Regions from separate parts of the Homo sapiens genome. Here all the other regions are linked to region 2. A link is a contact called in ENCODE Hi-C data. All regions are on one chromosome and are shown on one strand. The core of a region is the stretch at or near the end of the contact, and the rest is flanking DNA. Distances in the headings are between cores, read along the strand shown.

Region 1 (2,829 bases), core at 330-2,829, 2.5 Mb after region 2:
TCGAGACCAGCCTTGGGCAACATGGTGAAACCCCACCTCTACAAAAAAAAAAAAATTAATTAATTAAAAGTGAAAAAAAATAAACTGTTAAATGAATTTGTGCTCCCAAGTCCATTTGTCATTTTATTCCTGTGCTATGATGGGCTTACAGAAGTAGCAAATCAGGTAGAACACTGATTTTTCTCGAACAATCCTCTGGCCACGCACATTAAAAAAAAATCCTTCTTATTAAATGACGCTAATGTTGCTGATTTATTCTTCCTTAAATTAGGAAGCCCAGTAGTTAAAGGCCTAATGCATTAATCTGTTTACCTGGTACCATCACAAAACTGTAACTCTTTCAATGAGTAGGACTCTCTTAAATATTAATGTAAAATGAATATTCAATAGGCCAATTAATCATTAAAAATTAGCAAACCTCAGCATGAAATTCAGGCCATCATTTATTGCAAAAACACAGAGTAATAGGAGAATGTATTGTGTAACATTTACTGTCTGTGGCCTAAAGTACTTTGTACTTTGTCCGTGTAGCTCAGAATATTAAACGATTTTTAAAAGGCTGCTTCCTTGGGTCAGTGTGGTGTGCTTGAGTTCCGGGAATGCAGCAAAATGAAGTTTAGAAATAATGAAATTGACCAATGCTTCCTATCTCTGTAGTTGGCCATTGTGGGGTCAGTGTTTACTGATCTTTGCTCACTGTCCTGATGAGATAAACTTGATATTTTTAATGGAATAACTTGTTTGTATCAGTCCTCACTCCACATTATGAAAGAATTGTGGAGAAGCTTGCAGAAAACTCTTGGTATGTTATCTTTCACTCAGGAAGTGTTTCTCCAGGAAACTTCCAGAGAGGGAGATTTTGAAGCTGAACAGCTGTGGTTGGACTCTGAGCCTCACTGCTTACTGGCTGTGTGGATTGGGTCCTCCCAGTCCTATCCTTTCCAGCTGTTGAGAAACACAGTTTTTGTAAATCATGATCACTAGACTTTTCAGTCCCCAGAAACTGAGTTTGGGTGGGTTAGGATTTGAGATAACAAGTCCGTTTTCTGGTGTAAGAACAGCAGTCTCTACCAGGCTTCAGGGATTTCTTGAAGTAGCGGTAATGATAACAATATACAAAAATAGCAGCAAGAATCACGACTCACTGCTATTGAACACTTACTACGTTACAGGCACCGTGCCAAACCCTTTACATGCATTATCTAATTCTAGTTCCCTTTCCAGACTGTGGGTCACAACCCATTATTGGGTTCTAATATCAGTGTAGTGAGTCCTGACTAACACTTTTAAAAGAAGTACAGGAAAGTATAGGGTGGAATAAAAGATATCAGAGTAAACTATATGTAGAAGGGTTAAGAATTGTCTTGCAAAACTCTCTTATGTGTACACATGGGAGAGTATTAGGAAACAGTGTAAAATGTGGTTTTCACTGTGGGTCATGGCTGAAAATGTCTGATAGCCATTGAGGCGGGTAGTGTTTTGATCCTTGTTTTTCAGATAAGGAAACTGAGACTCAGAGAAGTTGAGTAACTTGCTCTCGAGGTCGCATAGCCAGCGTGTGGCCAAGTGAGGACTTGCACTGTGGCTGGCCGTCAAAAGTCCCTGAATATCAGCCAACTACACAACTCTGCCACCTTGTTAAAGCCATTTTCAGGTCATTTGGCAAACCTGTATAGGGCCCCAGTCACTGTGGATGGGCTGGGGGGTCATGGGTGTCAGGGGCTGCCCTCTGAAAGAAGCAGGACAATTGTGCTCAGTAAAAAATGGAGAAGAAGAACAGGTATCAGCTTTGGCATAAGGAAGATTAGCCTGAATTTCATGTTCATTATCTCTGTTAGAAGCAAGCTGAAAGCATCTGAAAGTCATTTTTCTTTCGTAATGAAAAGAACCAAGCAGGGGCCTGGGGAATGCAGGTGTCCCCTCCCTGCAGGCGTTTGTGGCATGCCTTTCAAGGTAAAAGTTCCATGTCCTCATCTGGGGAGCTTCTGACATGCGTATATTTTTAGGGGACTCCAGCAAGAGTCTTGGATGGATTTGCCTTGATTAGGAAAAGCTCCAGTGATTAAAACAGGAGGATAGGCATCAGGAGTGGATGGAGTAGGAATACATTCACATTTCTGAAGAATTTGCCAACAGAACTCCTTTACTTAAGGAGATCTCCTTCTACATTTGCTTTTTTGATTACAACTGAGTCATTTGTAATATTTTCCAGAGGGGCTTTTAGGGGTTGGGCAAGAGGGAGTGAAAGATGGCGCAGCCAAGGACTACAGGACTTTCGCCTCTTTCTCATCAAGGAGAAGGAGGAGATGCTTCTGCGAGGTTCCTTCCGCACAGCCTCACACAGCTTTCTTATCACTACACCCAGTGAGTAAGCGAGACACCCCTGGAAAGCCCGCAGCTAGGGCGGCCAGCGGAAGGCGGATTAACAGGAGACCTGCAGTGAGATCTGCCTGGGCCGGTGGGTCCCCCTCTGGCTGCACATCGGGCCAGCGGACAGCCTTAAACAACACTGGTGCCTCCATCTCAGGTGCAGCTTGGGCAGAGGGAGCTTTTGAAGCTCCCCTGGGGTTTCTAGTGTGTAGCCAGGGGTGGGAACCACTGGGCTAGGGTTTTCCAGGGGAGCAAAGTCGTAACTGGCAGGAGTTGCGGATGTGCCTGGAGAGCAGAGTGGCCTTTAAATCATCGTGAGCTTGGCCTTAACCTCCCTGAGCATGATTTTCTGATCTGAAAGTTAACAGGTTCTACCAAGGGACTTTAAAGGCTCTTTGCAGCCCTCAAGTTGTTTAACTCCCTGGGCACTTTCTTCTCTCTCTCTCTCTTTCTCTCTGT
Region 2 (2,768 bases), core at 68-2,567:
GGGACTACAGGCACTCGTCACTGCGTTTGGCTAATTTGTGTATTTTTAGTAGAGATGGGGTTTCACCATGTTGGCCAGGCTGTTCTCAAACTCCTGGACTCAAGCGATCCACTTATCTCAGCCTCCCAAAGTGCTGGGATTACAGGTGTGAGCCACCGCACCCGGCTAGACCCTCTCTCTCTTAAAAGACAAAAAAATTAAAAACCAAGTTTAAAAATGTTGTATTGAGTTTTTAGGATGTGAATATATATTTATTTCCTACATAAACATCTACTGGAATATGTCAAAATGAGGATTCTTGTTTTTGTTTTTGACTTATGGGTATCACAATCTATGAACCTCCTTAAGAGGGGAAAGGGAAAACGCTAAGTTTGGGGAAAGCCTTTAGAACAAGTCTAGCCAGTAAAGGTTTGCTGCATTATCCATCTGAGTCATTAACTTTGTCAATAGTTATATTCTGTCACTCATTCATTGATTCATTCATCCCTTCCAAAAATATTTTTGGAAAATTCACTTCAGGCCAACTTCTGTTGCTAACCTTGAGGGGACATGGTAAATGAAATACGTTCCCCTCCTGCGAGAAGCCAACATTTTAGGGGGGAAAATGAAGGCCGACTGTGGTAGGTGCTTCGATGGAACTAGGAGCTGGTGACAGAGGCTAACTTCAGAGAAAAGCTAGCCCCGGGTGGGAGGCAGGATCCTCGCGCGGATAGCAAGGTATTCGCACCCTCGGTCTGCACTGCGCAGTCGGGCGCCAGAAACCCTCCAGGCCCCAGCCGGGTCCGAGGGAGAAGGGTGCGGTTGGATTCAACACCCGCCCCAGGGAAAGAAGGTGAGTCTATTCGGTTTGCAAGAAAGGTCTCGCGTGTTATCTTGGGCGGGGGGATGATACGATCGTATTCTAATTATCGGCCCCCAGTGGATCTGTCCCGCGTCCTAGCTGCTGCGGCGTTCAGTGGGCACGTAAGAGACACCTGAGGAGGACACTAAACCAACATTAAGGCAGCAGACAAGGGAAGCCGCCGAGGCTAGGAAATCAAAGTGGACCGCGCTGGGCTGGGGACGGGCTGGGGACGCACTGGGGCGGAGGACCAGGGCACAGGCGAGCTAGCGGAGGAGTCGGCTGAGGCCATTCAGCCGCTGATTTTCGTCCTGGAACGGACTTCGCGTAAACACACCGAGCCATTCAGAGCTCTCTCCAAGTCACATTCTGAGGCTCCGGCCCCGGAACTCTGGGCTAGACGACCCCGCCCCGGAACCTTGTGTTACCGGCACTAAATGCAGAAGTTCCTCTGGTTGCCACCGGACGCAACTGTCAGGTGACGCTTCCGGCGCAGAAAAATGGCAGCCGCCGCTCCGGACTCACGTGTGAGTGAGGAAGAAAACCTGAAAAAGACCCCAAAGAAGAAGATGAAAATGGTAACTGGAGCCGTAGCGTCGGTGCTGGAAGACGAGGCCACAGACACTTCTGATAGTGAAGGTAATGTGGTAGGGCTGAGCTTTGGTGTCTGGGAGGAAAGGCGGGGCTGAGTTCGTGTCAAGCAGCGCTTGCGACTTCATTTGCTGCTAGCCACCTGGGTTTTATCTTGGCACCACTTCAGAGGGGCGACTTTGGCTTAGTGAGGAGGCTTGGGGAAGTCGTGTTCAGAGAAGTAACGCTGTCAACTGTAATTTTGAGTTTCCACATTCTTTTACTAGGTATTTTCAGGGTCACCATTATTAATTATAATAAAATGGGTGAAACACCTGCAGCTACCGAGAAACTTACAGTAGCAAAGGGTGAAAGGAAGAGGGTACTTGAAAACAGGAGAAGAATGGGTCTCATAGGGTGTAAGAAGCAAAAGGTTAAAAGAGGTAAGAGGAAGAAGGGGGTGTACTTGACTTTTTGTGCGGTAGATGTGTGCGTGTTTTAGAGACTAAATAATAGTGAATGAAAGAAGAGTTTGGTGGTTAAGGTCGATTAAAAACTGGTAGTGTTTGATAACTATGTCTCTCAGAGACGCTTGATAATAAAAGGAAGGAAGGATGTGTTTTTGAGGCTTTCAACCATGCTGTGTCTGTTGCTCCTCTTTACCATCATTCTTGGCACCAGCTTATTAGGTTACAAGGAATTGCAGGTAATCCCTGACTTCCTACTGCCCAGTTATTGCTCCTTTGTACCAGCTGATACCCAAAAAACAGACAGAGCTATTCTTTTATAACGTATTTCTAATTATGCCCGCTGTCTGTTTGAGATGATCCAGTGGCTTCTCATCTCAGTATATAATATCCAAAATCCTTAGGCTGTATGATTTGGGCCAGGTTGTCTGTCATAGGCCAATATGCCCCTCACAAACCACTAACTGTAATCATGCCATACCGGTATGCTTGTGTTTAACACCTTAAACATGCTCCCACACCATGGTTTCTTCATTTGTTGGCTCCGCTGCCTAGAATAGTTTTCAAATGCTTGGCATGTCTCTCCCTCACCAGCCTCTGATCCAGTGCCTTACCAGAGAGACTTGTCCCTGACTACCCTATGTAACGTACCACCACTACTCTTCTTCCTGCCTTCTTTTCTTCACTTTTTGACTTATTGCCCTGCTTTATTTTTTCTCAACCCTGCCCAAACCATTTGATGTATGTATTTGCTGCTTTCCCAATTGGAATATAAGTTCCATAAAAATAGAGCCTACTGTATCCCCAGTTCCTATTGCCTTGTGGGTCCTTCACAGATATTTAAGTAAATGAATGAATTAACCTGGACTTCCAGGACCAAGAAGAAAGTG
Region 3 (2,700 bases), core at 201-2,700, 2.5 Mb after region 2:
TTGTGGGCAGGGAGGACTCTGACCCTCCTCAGGAGTTGGGAGAGGCAAAGGGGGTCAGCTACAAGTGTACACACATCACATTCACCACACCATGCTTAAAAAACAAATCCATAAGTCGCAGCTGCCAAGCATGATGTAAATGTATGGGGATTGAGGGACTAATTCTGCTGGCCTGAGGTTTTTTCCTGGGTGGGGAGAGATTCAGGCCCTGTTTTGTCTTTCACTTTTCACAAGGAACAGCCAAAGGGAACCTGGCTCCTCTGGTTCTCCATCCTTCCCGGAGTCTCTTCCCACACTCCAGAACGGGCCCCTTTCTCTGGAGGTGGCCAGCCCAGATTTGGGGGGTGGCCCACTGGTTGGCCTCCTTAAACTTTCCTAGAACTGTGCCACAGTTTAAGGGACAAACTTTTGAAAAACAGAACAACAACAAAAAACTTGAAAGACTTCAAACCTTAATTTGTCTGAGAAAATCCACTGTTAACCCAATAGCTTGCTTGAATGGAGGTGTTAAAGATCAACAAAGCCAGACATTAGTTAAACCATGAAAACAGATTTTACTCAGTAACTACTTACAGTAGGAGAAAAAGCTGATCATTCTCATTTGTGCATAGCAGAATGGGCGTTTTAAAGGGTGAAGGAGAGAATAGGGCCGGGAAGCTAGCAGGGGATCAAGTGAAAAATCATGAAGGGGCGGTCAGTATTAATGACGGGCAGCTGTGCCTGGAGCTGGCCGTTATGAAGCTGGGATTCTATCCTCCCACAGAGACTGGGGGACAGAGGCCTATCCTCCCCATGACTGCATTTCAGAGCAATGGCTTTCAGGTCCTTGAGAAAGACACTTCTGAGGTGTAGGCGATACATATACATCTCAAAGCAACAGAGAAAGGATTCACAGTTGTAAGCCCTTTTAAGAAAATATCCTAAAAAAGGGAGGTCAGGGGCTTTACCATCGGGTGTTGGCTAGAATAAACGGGGAATTCTCCTGGCTGCCTTGAGCTTTCTCGGGAAGACATTTTACTGGGGTCGAGGTTAGGCGGCAGCGGAGGGTGGGGGACCTTGAGTCATGCTCCTATAAGCCACGCTAGAGTTCCTCGTCTTTGAGTGCAGAGGTTTAGACTGTGTCTTTGTGTGCAGAAAGTCCTGCAGTTCTCACAGCGACCTGCCAGAAAAAGTCGTTCCCAAATGTTTGTAAATCCTCCGTTGGGCAACCCGCCTTCACGTTCTGCGGTGATCTTGTCGAGCGACTAAGCGTGCAGTATTAGCAGAGAAGGGGGTGGCAGAGTGCTGGCGCTGAAGGTCATGTTGCATGGGTAACTGTCGTGTTGTAGGGGCGGGGAAGAGGGAGGAGACACTGACCACCCCAGAGGCCGCCCCATTAGCTCGCTTGCTTTGGGCGGCGTCGCTCCCACGGCGCCCAGGGTACCCCCGCCGCTGTCTGCCTGTCTTCCTCCATTACCGCGCAGGCTTGGTCACCGCATTAAGGCATTCCCGCTCTCCGCGGAACTGCTCTGCCGTCTCGGCGGTGAAAGTGTGAGAGGGTCCGTAGTTGGGTCAACTTTGACTCCTCTCGCCTGCCCGGATCCTTAAGGGCCTCCTCGTCCTCCCGGTCTCCGGTCGCTGCCGGGTCTGTGCGCCGGTCCGCGCCCGCCCTCGCTCTGCCATGGGCGCTTCCAGCTCCTCCGCGCTGGCCCGCCTCGGCCTCCCAGCCCGGCCCTGGCCCAGGTGGCTCGGGGTCGCCGCGCTAGGACTGGCCGCCGTGGCCCTGGGGACTGTCGCCTGGCGCCGCGCATGGCCCAGGCGGCGCCGGCGGCTGCAGCAGGTGGGCACCGTGGCGAAGCTCTGGATCTACCCGGTGAAATCCTGCAAAGGGGTGCCGGTGAGCGAGGCTGAGTGCACGGCCATGGGGCTGCGCAGCGGCAACCTGCGGGACAGGTACAGCACAGCGCGGGCGCGGGGCAGCGCGGAGCCTGCCTGGGATGAGGAGCGGGGGGGCAGGTGGGGCCCGATCTATCTGGGAAGGACTATAGAGGTTTGCCACCTGAGTTTCTGGGCTGACTGTTGGGCCGTTGGTCGTTTATCTGGGAAGGCCAAGTTCATGCCAGGTTTATTTTTGGTAAAGTAGGTAGGGGCAATCCCTTGCCCTTCCCTAGACGAGAGATTCCTCCTCTGTAACAGGAGGGGGTCTGACCTGTATCTCCAAGTCTCCTTAGCTCTAAAGTTTGTGATTCTATCCTAGTATACCAAAGTAGAAAAATAAAGCTATTGGCACTAGAAAGCAGCAAGAAAGAAACCAAGTGTTGTTCAAGGACATTGGCTTAGGCCTTGCTGGGCCTTGTTCCTCACATTTCTCCAATCCTGGGGGTGCCCTGGAGGCCTGATACACTTTGATGAAGGATGAGCAAGTGGCATGGGGACTCTGGGGCAGAGGTGATACTTGCCATTAAGGGAATAGTGTCCCCCCTTCTCCCATAGGCAGAGTTGTTCACAGCCTGGAACTTTGGGACTTTTGGGCCTGACACATAGACATTTCATACTTAGGATTAAGATGCCTTCTTCTTTTTTTTTTTTTTTTTTTTTGAGACAGAATCTCACTTCGTAGCTCAGGCTGGAGTGCAGTGGCACTATCTCAGCTCACTGCAACCTCCATCTCCCAAGTTCAAGCAATTCTCCTGCCTCAGCCTCCCAAGTAGCTGAGATTAC

Evidence for each region. Hi-C counts contacts between places; a loop is a spot of excess contacts on that map. Pooled maps may share reads with other maps.
Region 1: a pooled map shows a loop between it and region 2 (2.5-fold over the local background). The contact joins the enhancer-like site here to the promoter of RRP15 in region 2. A Hi-C loop is called at or near these places in 1 of 168 maps with a recorded cell type or tissue (Caco-2) and 2 of 50 pooled maps.
Region 3: a loop to region 2 is called in a pooled map, with 4 times the contacts of the local background. The contact joins the promoter of MTARC2 here to the promoter of RRP15 in region 2. A Hi-C loop is called at or near these places in 1 of 168 maps with a recorded cell type or tissue (Caco-2) and 6 of 50 pooled maps.

What each region holds. Positions count from the first base shown.
Region 1 is chr1:220,766,937-220,769,765 of GRCh38, forward strand. The region is part of intron 4 of MTARC2 (mitochondrial amidoxime reducing component 2); the gene reads left to right. Among named protein-coding and RNA genes, the nearest start is that of MTARC1, 19 kb to the right of the region's middle. RefSeq lists an enhancer at 2,191-2,485. Within about 2 kb of position 1,580, at least 10 of the 41 ENCODE cell types and tissues checked have a DNase peak (open chromatin) inside an H3K27ac peak, as active enhancers do.
Region 2 is chr1:218,283,976-218,286,743 of GRCh38, forward strand. It overlaps RRP15 (ribosomal RNA processing 15 homolog), which reads left to right and starts at 1,318. Exons shown (of 5, transcript NM_016052.4): 1 at 1,318-1,480. The coding sequence starts at 1,342. RefSeq lists enhancers at 696-765, 1,296-1,575.
Region 3 is chr1:220,746,872-220,749,571 of GRCh38, forward strand. MTARC2 (mitochondrial amidoxime reducing component 2) reads left to right here and starts at 1,451. Exons shown (of 8, transcript NM_017898.5): 1 at 1,451-1,932. The coding sequence starts at 1,661. It overlaps LOC124904516 (a long non-coding RNA gene), which reads right to left and starts at 1,944. Exons shown (of 2, transcript XR_007066884.1): 1 at 948-1,944.